Linked DNA regions of Homo sapiens: region 2 is linked to region 1. A link is a contact called in ENCODE Hi-C or POLR2A ChIA-PET data. All regions are on one chromosome and are shown on one strand. The core of a region is the stretch at or near the end of the contact, and the rest is flanking DNA. Distances in the headings are between cores, read along the strand shown. Region 1 overlaps GGA1 (golgi associated, gamma adaptin ear containing, ARF binding protein 1). Region 2 holds the start of TRIOBP (TRIO and F-actin binding protein).

The links. A loop is a pair of places that touch in the nucleus more often than their neighbours do. ChIA-PET counts read pairs that join two places held with the same protein, here RNA polymerase II (POLR2A). Pooled maps may share reads with other maps.
Region 2: a map of gastrocnemius medialis shows a loop between it and region 1 (2.1-fold over the local background). The contact joins two enhancer-like sites. A Hi-C loop is called at or near these places in 4 of 168 maps with a recorded cell type or tissue (Caco-2, breast epithelium, gastrocnemius medialis and 1 more), 2 of 37 single-sample maps with no recorded cell type and 9 of 50 pooled maps. POLR2A ChIA-PET finds 5 or more read pairs at or near these places in 12 of 52 experiments (A549, A673, AG04450 and 9 more).

What each region holds. Positions count from the first base shown.
Region 1 is chr22:37,627,265-37,633,099 of GRCh38, reverse strand. GGA1 (golgi associated, gamma adaptin ear containing, ARF binding protein 1) reads right to left here. Exons shown (of 17, transcript NM_013365.5): 12 at 3,574-3,638; 13 at 2,930-3,102; 14 at 2,001-2,197; 15 at 935-1,104; 16 at 585-695; 17 at 1-499. The coding sequence ends at 389. Among named protein-coding and RNA genes, the nearest start is that of SH3BP1, 9.5 kb to the left of the region's middle. RefSeq lists enhancers at 63-122, 303-362. Within about 2 kb of position 1,467, at least 7 of the 41 ENCODE cell types and tissues checked have a DNase peak (open chromatin) inside an H3K27ac peak, as active enhancers do.
Region 2 is chr22:37,696,034-37,702,847 of GRCh38, reverse strand. TRIOBP (TRIO and F-actin binding protein) reads right to left here and starts at 5,800. Exons shown (of 24, transcript NM_001039141.3): 1 at 5,759-5,800; 2 at 5,152-5,260; 3 at 1,369-1,542. The coding sequence starts at 1,482. Within about 2 kb of position 1,512, at least 2 of the 41 ENCODE cell types and tissues checked have a DNase peak (open chromatin) inside an H3K27ac peak, as active enhancers do.

The sequences.
Region 1 (5,835 bases), core at 218-2,717:
TAAGGCATAAGAGACAGGTGGGGAAGACCCCACCCCAGCTGGGGTTGGGGCTGGGCCTGAGGTCCTGGCCCTTCCCCAACAGCTGTGCTTCCTCCCCATGACCCAAGTTCTTCCAAGGCTACACAGCCCCTCCCTCTCCAGGTCCCGGTGATGGAGACCCCAGCGGCACAAACCCAGGCCCAGCCTCCTACTGGGTTTGGCTCAGCAGGGGCGGGGCCGGAGCAGGAGGGGGAAGAGTCACTTGAGGCCTACAGGGGTGTGGGGAGAAGCACCAGGCCTGGGGGTGAATGGCCATGGGCAACAAAGGGTGTCCTTGGCCACCAATGCCTCCCTCCAGGCTGGACAGTGACCGGTCCCTCTGCCCCTTCCTCTCCCCAGCCCCTCTGTTCTAGAGGCTACCCCAGGTTTCAGGTGGGGGGAACTGGTCCACATCCCCCATCTCGTTGTAGGTCTGGTCACCCATGGTGAAGGTGAGCTTGTAGCGGAGGCGAACCTTCTCCTGGGGAAGAGATGGCAAAGGCAGAGGGGTCAGAGGAGGAGAAGTGGCCGTCCCCACCCTGCAGCACTGCCTGGGGGCCCCTTACCTTCTGGGGGTTGGCAAGCAGCAGGACCTGGGTGATTGCTGAGGGGTGGACGATGGGGTTAAAAGCTGGCAGCTCCGTGCCCGAGGGTGGCTGCAGCTTCACCTTCATAACCTGTGGGCAGATGGCAGGATGGGCACAGCTAGCCCTGGCTGCTTGTCCTGCTCTGAGGAACCAGGCCCAGCCTGCCAGCTCCCCTCCGGGGATCCTGGGGCTCAGTCCTTCTGGTCCCTTCTACACCAACCACCCAGCAAGGGAGGGAGACCTGCCCCCTGACAGGTGGCTCCCCACCCAGCTCCATGTCACCCTGCCTTGAGAGGAGGGAGGCATGCCCTGTCCGACTGGCTTGTCACCTTGGGGACAGCTGACTGGAACACGATGTTGCGGATGGGCTGGGGGGCGGTGCTCAGCATGGAAACCACCACCACCAGCACGTCGGAGCGCCCTGGCAGTGGGTCCCGGGCAAAATGGAAGAGGATGCGGAAGCCGTGCTGGTCATACACAGTCACGGGCAGGATGTTGCCTGTGGGAGAAGGTGGGAGGGCGATGGGACAGCTGAGCTGCAGCACATCCGCTCAGCCCCCAGCCCCCACCCGGCTGGCCTCAGGAGCTGGCTGCTGTACTGGCAACAAGAGCAAAGTCCTCCTTTGGGGCCTTACCTGGACCCTGGGTGGCAGTGCAGGCAGGGGCACAGAGCGGTGCCCAGAGAGGGCAGGTGAACCCCCAGTCTGATAGTGGAGGCAGGACACCCACCCCAGAGCCGAGTCACAGCCCAGCTTCCCCCGATGCTGTGTGGCTGCTGCCTGGAGTGCTGGGGTGAGGGACTTGGTGAGGGTGAGTCTCACGCTGTGTGACCTTGCGGCAGTCACTCCCCTTCTCTGAGCTCAGGGTTCTCCTACTGGTGAGAGGGGCAGCTCTGCCCACTGCTGGGAGACACTGTGGGGGTAGTGTCTTTGGTCACAGGGAGCTCATAGAGGGCAATGCTGAGGACCACCAGGCCTCATGTGTCTGCTTGGGGCCCGGGGCTGGGCCATGGTCCCCTTACTGCTCCTGGGCTGGAAAAACCCAGCCTTGGATCTGGGTCTTTATCATGGTTCAGTTCTGTAATCTGGGGGAGACCCCAAACCTCTCTGTGTCCTGGGCCCTGCCTTCCTGGGGATGGAAGGGGCCCAGAGCCTACTCCCTAGAGGTCTTCTTGCTTATATAAGCCTGGAGTTTGTACAGCAGTCCTCTGATTGCTCTGGGGCAGATAAGGAAACTGACTCCTGGGAAGGGGAGGGCCTTGTTCAGAGCTCCCCTCTGGTTGGCCAGTGGCAGAGCCAGGGGAGCCCTGCTTTCCCACTAGCTTCCCCAGACAGAGCTCCTGACAGGGCAGCAAGCTGACCCAACCCAGCCTGCACCTGCCCCAGCCCTACTCACTGGGTTTGATGGACTCCAGGGGCACAGTGATGCTGGCCAGTGAGAGCTCGGTTGGTACGGGCTGCTGCGGAGGCCTGGGGGGCTCTGGGGACACGGTGTGGAGAAGGCTGGTGGCGCTGGAGCTGGGGGAGCTGCAGCTGCTGCTCTTATTCTGCAGGTCCCGGAGTGTGAGCCGGGGGGTTGGCTGCTGCTTCTCCCTTAATCGGGGGACAGTGCATTAAGAAGTGATTCTTGGCCAGCGTGGTAGCTCACCCCTGTAATTCCAACACTTTGGGAGGCTGAGGCGGGCAGATCGCTTGAGCTCAGGAGTTTGAGACCAGCCTGGGCAACATGGCGAAACCCGGTCTGTATAAAAAATACAAAAAACTAGCTGGGCGTGGTAGCGCACACCTGTGGTCCCAGCTACTCAGGAGCCTGACGTAGGAGAATCGCTTGAGTTTGGGAGATGGAGGTTGCAGTGAGCCGAGATCATGCCACTGTACTCCAGCCTGGGTGACAGGGTGAGACTCCCTCTCAAAAAAAGAAAAAGTGATTCTTTGGTGATGGAGAGATCAGGGGCACAGGAAAGGCTGGCACGTGTGGCTATCTCTCTGGCCTTGGGTCTTACCTTTAGAAGGAGCAGCTCGTGTTCTCCCTCCACCCTGCACCCCACCTATTCACTCCAGCCCAGTGTCCTCCCCTCTGCCGGCCCTCTGGACCTTTCTCAAGGGAGCTGGGAACACCTGGGGGGAGGCCAGGCCAGTGGGCCCAGGTCTGCCTTGGGCACTGTTGTGTTTCCAGAGGCAGGTGCACTGCTTGGCATCTGCTGCTTACAAAACAAGACAGCAACGAGCCTCTCCCTGCTGGGCCTGGACAAGCCCAGGAGAAGTTGCTGGTTTGTGGGAACAGGGAGTGCTCCCCACCCCATGCCAGCCATGGTGGGCCCTCACCACCGCACTTGCTGGGATTCCGGGGGCAGCGACTGCTGCAGGAGGGTCTTCCCCAGGAGGTCTAGGTCGTCCAGACCGCTGCTTGCTGGCAGGGATGTCTGCGCTGGGGGTCGGCTTTCCATACTGGGGGCCTGGGCCAGAGCAGGGGCTGGGGGCTCAGTGGCATCCGACGACTGTGGGGAAAAGGATGCAGGTGGGGTGGGGCTGTCTAGAGAGGTGTCAGCATCACCTGATCCTGCCCTGAGGCTCAGTGTCCTCCTTGCAAATGACATCTGGGAAAGCAGCCACAGAGGTGGGGACCCCAGACCACCCATGTCCATGATGCAGGGTGGCTGGGTCTGGTTGGGGGTTCTACAATCCAGGGACCTCTGTCACCCTCAAGGGAAAGGAAGAGGGATTGCCCATCTCAATCCCAATCCCAAAGGCTGGGCTGCAGCCCCAAGGCTGAGACTTGGGGAAGATACAGCTGGAGGTAAGGGGAGGCCCTGTACCCTGGGTGGGTGTCTCCAGGCCCCTGGGCCACCCCCTGGCCCTGGGCTCTTGAGTAGAGCCCATCCATCCTTTTAGTTTCTCCAGGCCACTTGTCCCAGCTGCCCTGACCCTGGGACTGGGACAGGCCAGACTAGTTTGTGGTCCCCTCCTACCTGGAAGCTGTTCCATCCGGTACCATCCAGGCTTGGGCCTGAAGGGGGTGTGGGGTCACTGAGGCCTGAGGGGAAAGCAGGAGAGAGGTGAAGGAGCTGGGCTGACCCTGCAGAGGCCAGAGAGCCGAGGGGCCATGTGTGCTGGCATGGGGCTCCCTACCCCTTTCTGAGGCTCAGCACGGAGGGGAGAAACCCACATTTTCAGAGGGAACCAGCAGCAGAGCAGAACCAGTAACCAAGATCCCGGCAACCCCTTGTGCTGACCCCACACACGCTTCCCCTCTTCCTGGCCAGGCCACTCCAAAGCTCTGTGCACACAGACAATAGACATCAGGACTTTCATCTTCACTCGTCATCTGGCAGCAGAGAGCCTGCAGGGCTGGGCTGCAGGGAGAAGAGGTTCCTTTCCTCACGCATCCAGGCAAGGGGAGAGCAGCTCTGTGCCTGCCACTGGCCCACTCGAGGGACGCCTGCTGGGTGACTGTGGGCTAGGCACTGTGCTGGCTGAGCCACAGTGTCCCCAAGAATACGAGGACAGGGCTGGACTGGAGGCGACGCTGAAGGCCCTCTTGGCCCTGGCACATGCCAGTGAGGCTCACTGGTACTATGGAGGGCTGGGGATCCCTGTGGATGGCCCTAGAACTAGCTGCCGATGGGAAGGAGGCAGCAGGTCACCAGCCAGCCTGACCTCTGCCTGCCCTGGAATACTGTCAGCCAAGTTCACCCCAAATCTGACCTAGAGAAGATAAGGGATCTTGTTTCCAACAAATCCTGAAAAAGTGAGGTCCAAACCGAAGTGCTACCTGACAGGCAAAGGCAAGGGTACCAGGAAGCTGTGACAGTGGGTCCCTTCTAGATGCACTTCTTAGAGGCCAGAGATAAAGTGCACTGATGATGCCCTAGATGCTTCAGGCCCTTCAGATGCTGGTCTTGCTTAATCCTCAAACAACCTTCAAAGGTAGGGGTGAGCTTCTCAGCCCTCTTTTAGGGATAAGAAAATGGACTCAAAGTTGGTAAATAACCTGCCCGAGAACACACAGCTAGAAAGTGGCAGAGTCTGGACTCAGACAGAGCATGGCCTGACTGCCAGCATTTGAACACAACTCTGCCACTTGGCTGTGTGATATTGGGGGGTGACAGCCTCATCTGTAAAATGGAGACACCAGCCAGGTGCAGTGGCTAATGTCTGTAATCCCAGCTATTTGGGAGGCTGAAGCTGGGGTTTGAGATAAGCCCTGGCAGCATAGAGACTCTACCCCTAAAGAATAAAAGGAAAAAAAATTAGCCAATGCCTGTGGTCCCATCTACTTGGGAGGCTGAGATGGGAGGATTAGTTGAAGCCAGAAGTTTGAGACCAGCCTGAGCAATATAGTGAGACCCCCATCTCAAAACCAAAAAGAGGTGGGCGCAGTGGCTCATGCCTGTCATCCCAGCATTTTAGGAAGCTGGGGTGGGTGGATCACTTGAGGCCAGGAGTTCAATACCGGCCTGGCCAACACAGGTGAAACCGTGTGTCTACTAAAAATAAACTAATTAACCGGGTGTGGTGGCACACACCTGTAGTCCCAACTACTCAGGAGCCTGAGATGGGAGGATCACTTGAGACGGGGGAGGTTAAGGCTGCCTGAACACCCTCCTTGAGGGACAGGAACCTGTCTCCCACCCCTGCCGTGAAGAGTGAGGACCAGCCCCCTGTGTGGCCCCAGGGCCTCCTCCATTCCCCAGGCCCAGGCTGCAGGCTGCCCTGGCACTTCCGGCTCCTGTGCCCCCATGCTTTGCCTCTGAGAGGAAAACAGAAGGAAGCTGGTGGCTCAGAACTATGCCAGTGCAGTGCGGGGACAGGAAGTGCGGCTGCATCTCGCTTCTCTTGTGGAGGTGGTGCTGCAGCTGCTGGCTGGGGGCTGGTGGCCCTGCAGTACTTCCCCACCCACTGCCCCTCAGGTAGCTGCCACCCAGGGCTGGCTCCACAGGGGAAGATAAACCTTGTATGAACGTTCCTGTCCCTTGACCGTCCTTTACTTCTCTGTAGAATGGGGTAAAGGTCCTCTCCCTGCGGTCACCCTTGGCTCTGAATGAAGAGGGGGCGGCTGCATGGGGCTCGTAAGCAGCTTCAGGGAGGGTGCTGGCTGCTGGGTTCACAAAGGGAGCTCACAACTGGGCCTCCTTTCCCCTCAGCTCTCCTTCCCCTTCAGCTCTCCCTCCACACTCCGGGTCCTCATTTCCTTTTCCTTGCTTATGAACAACGAGTCAGAGCAGCCCAGC
Region 2 (6,814 bases), core at 263-2,762, 70 kb before region 1:
AACATAGTGAGATCCCATCTTTACAAGAAAATTAGCTGGCCATGGTGGCATGTGCCTGTAGTCCCTGCTACTCAGGAGGCCAAGGTGGGAAGATCATTTGAGCCTGGGAGGTCGAGGCTACAGTGAGCCATGTACTATAGGTTGGACCACTGCACTCCAGCCTGTGCTACAGAGCAAGACCCTATCTCCAAAAAAAAAAAAAAAAAAAAAAAAGAGAGAGAGAAAGAAAATCTCTAGATGATGCTGGTGTATTCTTAACATCTCTCTAACATCTGCTAATCTCCCTTTTTGACAAAGAGACAGCAGGATGCAAGCTCAGAGCCTTCCATAGAAAACACTCTCGAGGCCAGGCGCGGTGGCTCACGCCTGTAATCCCAACACTTTGGGAGGCTGAGGCGGGTGGATCACCTGAGGTCAGGAGTTTAAGACCAGCCTGGCCAATATGGCGAAACCCCGTTTCTACTAAAAATACAAAAATTAGCTGGGCATGGTGGCAGGCACCTGTAATCCCAATACTTGGGAGGCTGAGGCGGGAGGATCGCTTGAACCTAGGAGGCAGAGATTGCAGTGAGCTGAGATCACACCATTGCCATTGCACTCTAGCCCAGGCGACAGAGTGAGACTCTGTCTCAAAAAAAAGAAAAAGAAAAAGAAAACACTCTCAAGTTAGGGTGTAACGACATTTCTGTTTTGTTTTTTCTTTTTCTACCTTTCTTCTCTTTTTTGTTTTGTTTTGTTTTGTTTTTTGAGACAGTTTCATTCTGTTGCCCAGGCTGGAGTGCAATGGCGCGATCTCGGCTCACCACAATCTCCGCCTCCCAGGTTCAAGTGATTCTCCTGCCTCAGCCTCCCAAGTAGCTGGGATTACAGGCATGCACCACCATGCCCAGCTAATTTTCACCATGTTGGCCAGGCTGGTTTCAAACTCCCGACCTCGGGTGATCCACCCACCTCGGCCTCCCAAAGTGCTGGGATTACAGGCGTGAGCCACCGTGCCCAGCCTCTACCTTTCTTCTTAACCTCTTCTTCTTAACAGGAAGTAATTCTAGTTTTCTACTTGTGTTGATGATGTGAAGTTTTGTTTCAATAGAAGGGGAAAAAGATGTTGATTTAAAGAATAACAAAGTAAGTAACAGATTAGATAAGGCTATGGTAACAATCGTATCATATAAGCAGGAGGAAAGTGACTGAAGATTGTGAAACATTCACATGGTTCAACCACTTCCCTGCAATGTGGGAAAACCGAGGCTCTCGACAGGAGGAAGTCCAGCATCTGGGTTCAACTGCGAGTTAGCGGACACCACAGGCCCAGTCCTTCACCCATGCCCCCATCACAAACCACCCCAACCACGTGGAAAACTGGCCCACCTGGTATCTTGCTCCATGGGCCTCCTCAGGGTGGAAGCAGTTTTGACAGCGGTTCTGGGTAAGTATGTTGGCCTCAAAGTGTTCACACAGGGCATCCCCAGGCACCTCCTCCATATTGGGTGAGTCAGGCCAGGGCAGTTCCTATGATCCAATGGCTGACCGTCTATGTGAGGCCTGGCAAAAATGAGGGGGAGGCAAAGACCAGATGACTGGCTGGCCACTCACCTGAACCCCAGCCCCAGTTGCCCCAGTTTCCAGACAAGGACCAAGGAAATAAGGTTACTCATCCATTCCTTTGGGTTCCTGTTCTCCATCCATTCCTGTTCATTTATTCACTCAACAAACACTCACTAAGCACCTACTAAGCACCAGGCACTCTGCCAGCATTTGATGTGCGATTTCTAGTCCTTACTGCAGTGTTGCTGAAAGTGCACGCCAAGGACTCTGCATTACACCCTCCTGGGCTGTTCATAAAAATGCAGATACCAGGCCAGGCACAGTGGCTGATGCCTGTAATCCCAGCACTTTGGGAGGCCGAGGTGGGCCGATCACTTGAGGTCAGGAGTTCGAGACCAGCCTGGCCAATATGGTAAAACCCTGTCTCTACTAAAAATACAAAAATCAGCCAAGTGTGATGGCACGTGCCTGTAATCCCAGCTACTTGGGAGCCTGAGGCAGGAGAATGGCTTGAACCCAGGAGGCGGAGGTTGCAGTGAGCCAAGATTGCGCCATTGCACTCCAGCCTGGGCGACAGAGTGAGACTTCATCTCAAAACAAAAAACAAAAAAATGCAGATTCCAGCTGGGCCCATTGCGGGCGGCGGATCATTTGAGCCCAAGAGTTCAAGACCATCCTGGGCAACTGGCGAAACTCCGTCTCTACAAAAAATACAAAAATTAGCTGGGCAAGGTGGTGCAGGCCTGTGGTCCCTGCTACTCAGGAGGCTGAAGTTGGGAGGATCACCTGAGTCTGGGAGGTCGAGGCTGCAGTGAGCCATGACTGTGCCACTGCACTGAGAAAAAAAAAAAGCAGATTTCAGCTGGGTAAGATGGTGTGCACCTGCAGTCCAAGCTACTCGGGAGGCAGAGGTGGGAGGATCTCTTGAGCCCAGGAGTTTGAGGTGGTAGTGTGCTATAACTGCACCTGTGAATAGTTACAGCACTCCAGCCTAGGCAACATAGCAAGACCACATCTCAAAAAAAAAAAAAAAAAATCTAGATTCCCCTTTCTCTCTCCCAATTCACACAGTTAGAATCTCCAAGAGACTGAGGTCTGGGGCTGTGCATGTTAAAGAAGTGATTCCAGCCGAGGGCGGTGGCTCACGCCTGTAATCCCAGCACTTTGGGAGGCTGAGGCAGGCAGATCACTTGAGGCCAGGAGTTCAAGACCAGCCTGGCCAACATGGTGAAACCCCGCCTCTACTAAATACAAAAATTAGCTGGGCGTGGTAGCACGCACCTGTAGTCCCAGCTACTTGGGAGGCTGAGGCACGAGAATCGCTTGAACCTGGGAGGCAGAGGTAGCAGTGAGCGGAGAGCACGCCACTTCACTCCAGACTGAGCAACAGAGCGAGACTCCATCTCAAAATAAATAAATAAATAAATAAATAAATGAAAATGAAAATAAAGAAGCGATTCCTGGCCAGGCGCAGTGGCTCACGCCTATAATCCCAGCACTTTGGGAGGCCGAGGCGGGCAGATCACCTGAGGTCAGGAGTTCGAGACCAGCCTGGCCAATATTGCCAAACCCTGTCTCTACTAAAAATACAAAATTAGCCAGGCATGGTGGTATGCACCTGTAGTCCCAGTTACTCGGGAGGCTGAGGCAGGAGAATCACTTGAACCCAGGAGGCGGAGGTTGCAGTGAGCCAAGATTGCACCACTGTACTCCAGCCTGGGTGATAAGAGTGAGACTCTGTCTTAAAAAAAAAAAGTGATTCCCCAGGTGATTCTAGTGCGCCCCAAAGTTTGAGTGTCCTTGTCTTATAGCTGCATTGTAGATCAAATTAATGCCAATTTTAGATCAGGCAACTAAGGCTCAGAGAGGTTCCTTCGGTCACTGAAGGTCGCAGTGGCTGATTCAAATCCAGGGCTGTGTGTGTCCCTGCTCTCTCGGAGGTGGAAGTGAGGAGCACTGGATCATACTGCCAACTCGCACAGGTCCCTTGGGAAGCACAGCGAGGGAGGCAAAAAGCTGGCCAGGTATTTTCAGAGTTGAGGACGACGTCTTTGACAAACGTGAACAGCCTAAAGTCACACAGCAAGTTTGTGGCAGAACTTAGCCAAAAAGAAATCCTAATGTGTTTTCGTTTTGTTTTGTTTTGTTTTTTTGAGACGAAGTCTCTCTCTGTCACCTAGGCTGGAGTGCCGTGATGTGATCTTGGCTCACTCGGCTCACTGCAACCTCCGCCTCCTGGGTTCAAGCAATTCTACCTCAGCCTCCCCAGTAGTATCTGGGATCACAGGCATGCACCGTCATGCCTGGCTAATTTTTGTATTTTTAGTAGCAACGGGGTTTCGCCATGTTGGCCAGGTGAACTCCTGACCTCAGGTGATCCGCCCCCTTCGGCCTCCCAAAATGCTGGGATTACAGGTGTGAGCCACTGCATCCGGCCCCTAATGTCTTTTTTGGGGAGGTGGGGGCAGGGTCTTGCTCTGTCACCCAGGCTGGAGTGCAGTGGCTCGATCATAGCTCCTTGCAACCTCAAACTCCCGGGCTCAAATGATTCTCCTGCCTCAGTCTCTGGGACTGAGTAACTGGGACTACAGGTGTACGCCACCACGCCCAGCTAATTTTTTTCTTTTTTATTTTGTAAAAATGGGCTCTTGGCCAGGTGCGGTGGCTCACGCCTATAATCCCAGCACTTTGGGAGGCTGAGGCAGGCAGATCACTTGAGGCCAGGAATTCAAGACCAGCCTGCCCAACATGATGAAACCCTGTCTCTACTAAAACTATAAAAATTAGCTGGGCGTGGTGCGCATGCCTGTAATCCCAGCTACTCAAGAGGCTGGGGCAAGAGAATTGCTTGAACCCAGGAGGTGGAGGTTGCAGTGGAGCTAAGATCGCCCCGCTGCACTCCAGCCTGGGCAACAGTGTGTCTCAAAAAAAAAAAAAAAAAAAAAAAAGGCTCTTGCAGTGTTACCCAGGCTGGTTTTGAACTCCTGAACTCCTGACCTCAAGTAATCCTCCTCCTTCCCTCAAAGTGCTGGGATTACAGGTGTGAAGCATCATACCCTTCTGAAACCCTGGTGTCTTTCTTTCTTTTTTTTTTTTTTTTTTTGAGACAGAATCTCGGTCTATCACCCAGGCTGGAGTGCAGTGGCGCGATCTCGGCTCACTGCAACCTCTGCCTCCCGGATTCAAGCAATTCTCCTGCCGCAGCCTCCCAAATAGCTGGGATTACAGGCATGTGCCACCATGCCCGGATAATTTTTTTGTATTTTTGGTAGAGACGAGGTTTCACCATATGGGCCAGGCTGGTCTCGAACTCCTGACCTTGTGATCCACCCACCTCGACCTCCCAAAGTGCTGGGATTACAGGCTTGAGCCACCGCGCCCGGCCGCCCTGGTATCTTACTTGTGCAAGGGTTCTCCTTTCTGGGTGCCCCTAAGGCCACCAACATCCATGCCCTGGAGTGGAGCTGGGTCAGGAGAATCACTTAAAGATGGCCTCCCCACTCACACAGAGCCCCAGGGGGAGGGTGGGGGGTGGGAGGAACCCAACATCCCAAAACACCTGCAGCTTTTGGTGCCCCCAGGTCACCTGCCCACATCCATCCTCACCTGCTGTGTTCCAGGGGATCAGGCTTTTGTGGCCAATCTTGGTGGAGAGCTGAGGAATTTCACCTCCTCCCCTGGGACAGCCAGGGCCAAGGCTCCTCCATCATCAGACCTGGAGAAGGGAATGCGGTGGGGGCGACAGCAAGGCACGGTGGGGAGAGGGCTACCCACTGGTCCTTCCGTGGCCCCAGGGTCTCTGATCCTCCCCGGGCGGTCGTCCTCCCGACTCCTGGTGGTGGAAGAGGGGCGCATCGGCCCCGCCCGTCCTGGGCGTTTCTCTCCTGGTCTGGCCACATAAAGGAGCGTCGCCTAGCAGGAGAACGCCGCTCATTTTCCTGGGGGTGGGTAGGGGGCTCTACTCCACGTGCCCCTCGCTGCTCCCGTTTCCTCCCCTACCCACAACCAATAGGCAGAATCCTTCTCTAAAATGCACTTGAGATGTGGATATAATAATCAAAACCTTAAGCAGCTACACATGCCCCACCCAGAGAATGGACCCGGGACCCTCTCCATCCAGGCATTCAGCCAGTTCCTCCCCGGATCCCTCGACCCCTACCCCTCCTGTAGGCCTCCCCCTACCAGCTCCTCTTTTCTGAGGCCCAGTGCTAACCTTGGCTGGGTTTCCACGCACAGGGGCTGCCGGGGTGGGAGTGCCAGGGTCATGGCCTCTTTATTTTAACAATGAATCAGAGCGATGCTCGGGAGGTGGAAGGCCACGCCCCTGCCACGCTCGCATAGGCTCTCTCTGGGTGCCTCATTTACATGAAGACTGTGGGACTCTGTGGGACTGGACAAACCAGAACAAGGGGCGGGGCGGAGGCAGGCGGGGCGCAGATACCTCTGAGAGCGGGACTCACTGCACGTTTAGCCTGGGCCGCCTGCAGCCCTTGCCCGCTGGGGGTCCCCAGGGAGCCCTGGAGAGGGCTGGCACTGGCGGATCTGGCTCCTTCTGACCTCTTTCCCGTTGGTTCATTCTGCCGACAGTCCGCTGGGCTGGCTTTAGCACAGACCTTGGACTAGAGTCTTAACCTCTCTGTCATGACAGTTTTCTTACCGAGGAGGCGGAGGTTGCAGTGAGCTGAGATAGCGCCATTGCACTCCAGCCTGGGCGACAGAGCAAAACTCTTGTATAAAAAAGAAAAAAAAAATAGCCTGGCGTGGTGGTGTGCGCCTGTAGTCTCAGCTACTCAGAAGGCTGAGGCAGGAGCATCGCTTGAACCCGGGAGGCGGAGGTTGCAGTGAGCCGAAATCACACCACTGCACTCCAGCCTGGGCAACAGAGTGAGACTCCGCCTTAAAAAAAAAAAAAAAAAAAAAAAAAAAAACTTGTTTCCCATCTTTTTTCCTTTTGGTTGATATTTGCCAATTGTGGCGACTGGGATGGGAGGAGGAGGGCGAAATTCACTGGACAGGGAGGAAGGTTGCAGCAGGAGTCCAGGAGAGATGGGTGCAGTGATGAGACAGGGAAGGTAAACTAGATTCAGACACTTGTAGGCAGGTGAGCTTGGCACTAGGGTCACAGAAATCTTAGATTATTTTGAGAGTTGTTGGGGATCACCTGGGGGTTGGATTCAGACAGGATTGGCTGAGAACCTACATTGACACAAGCTTGTGCCCAGAGCAGAAACAGAAATGACTAAGATACAATTTCTCACTCAGAAAGCTC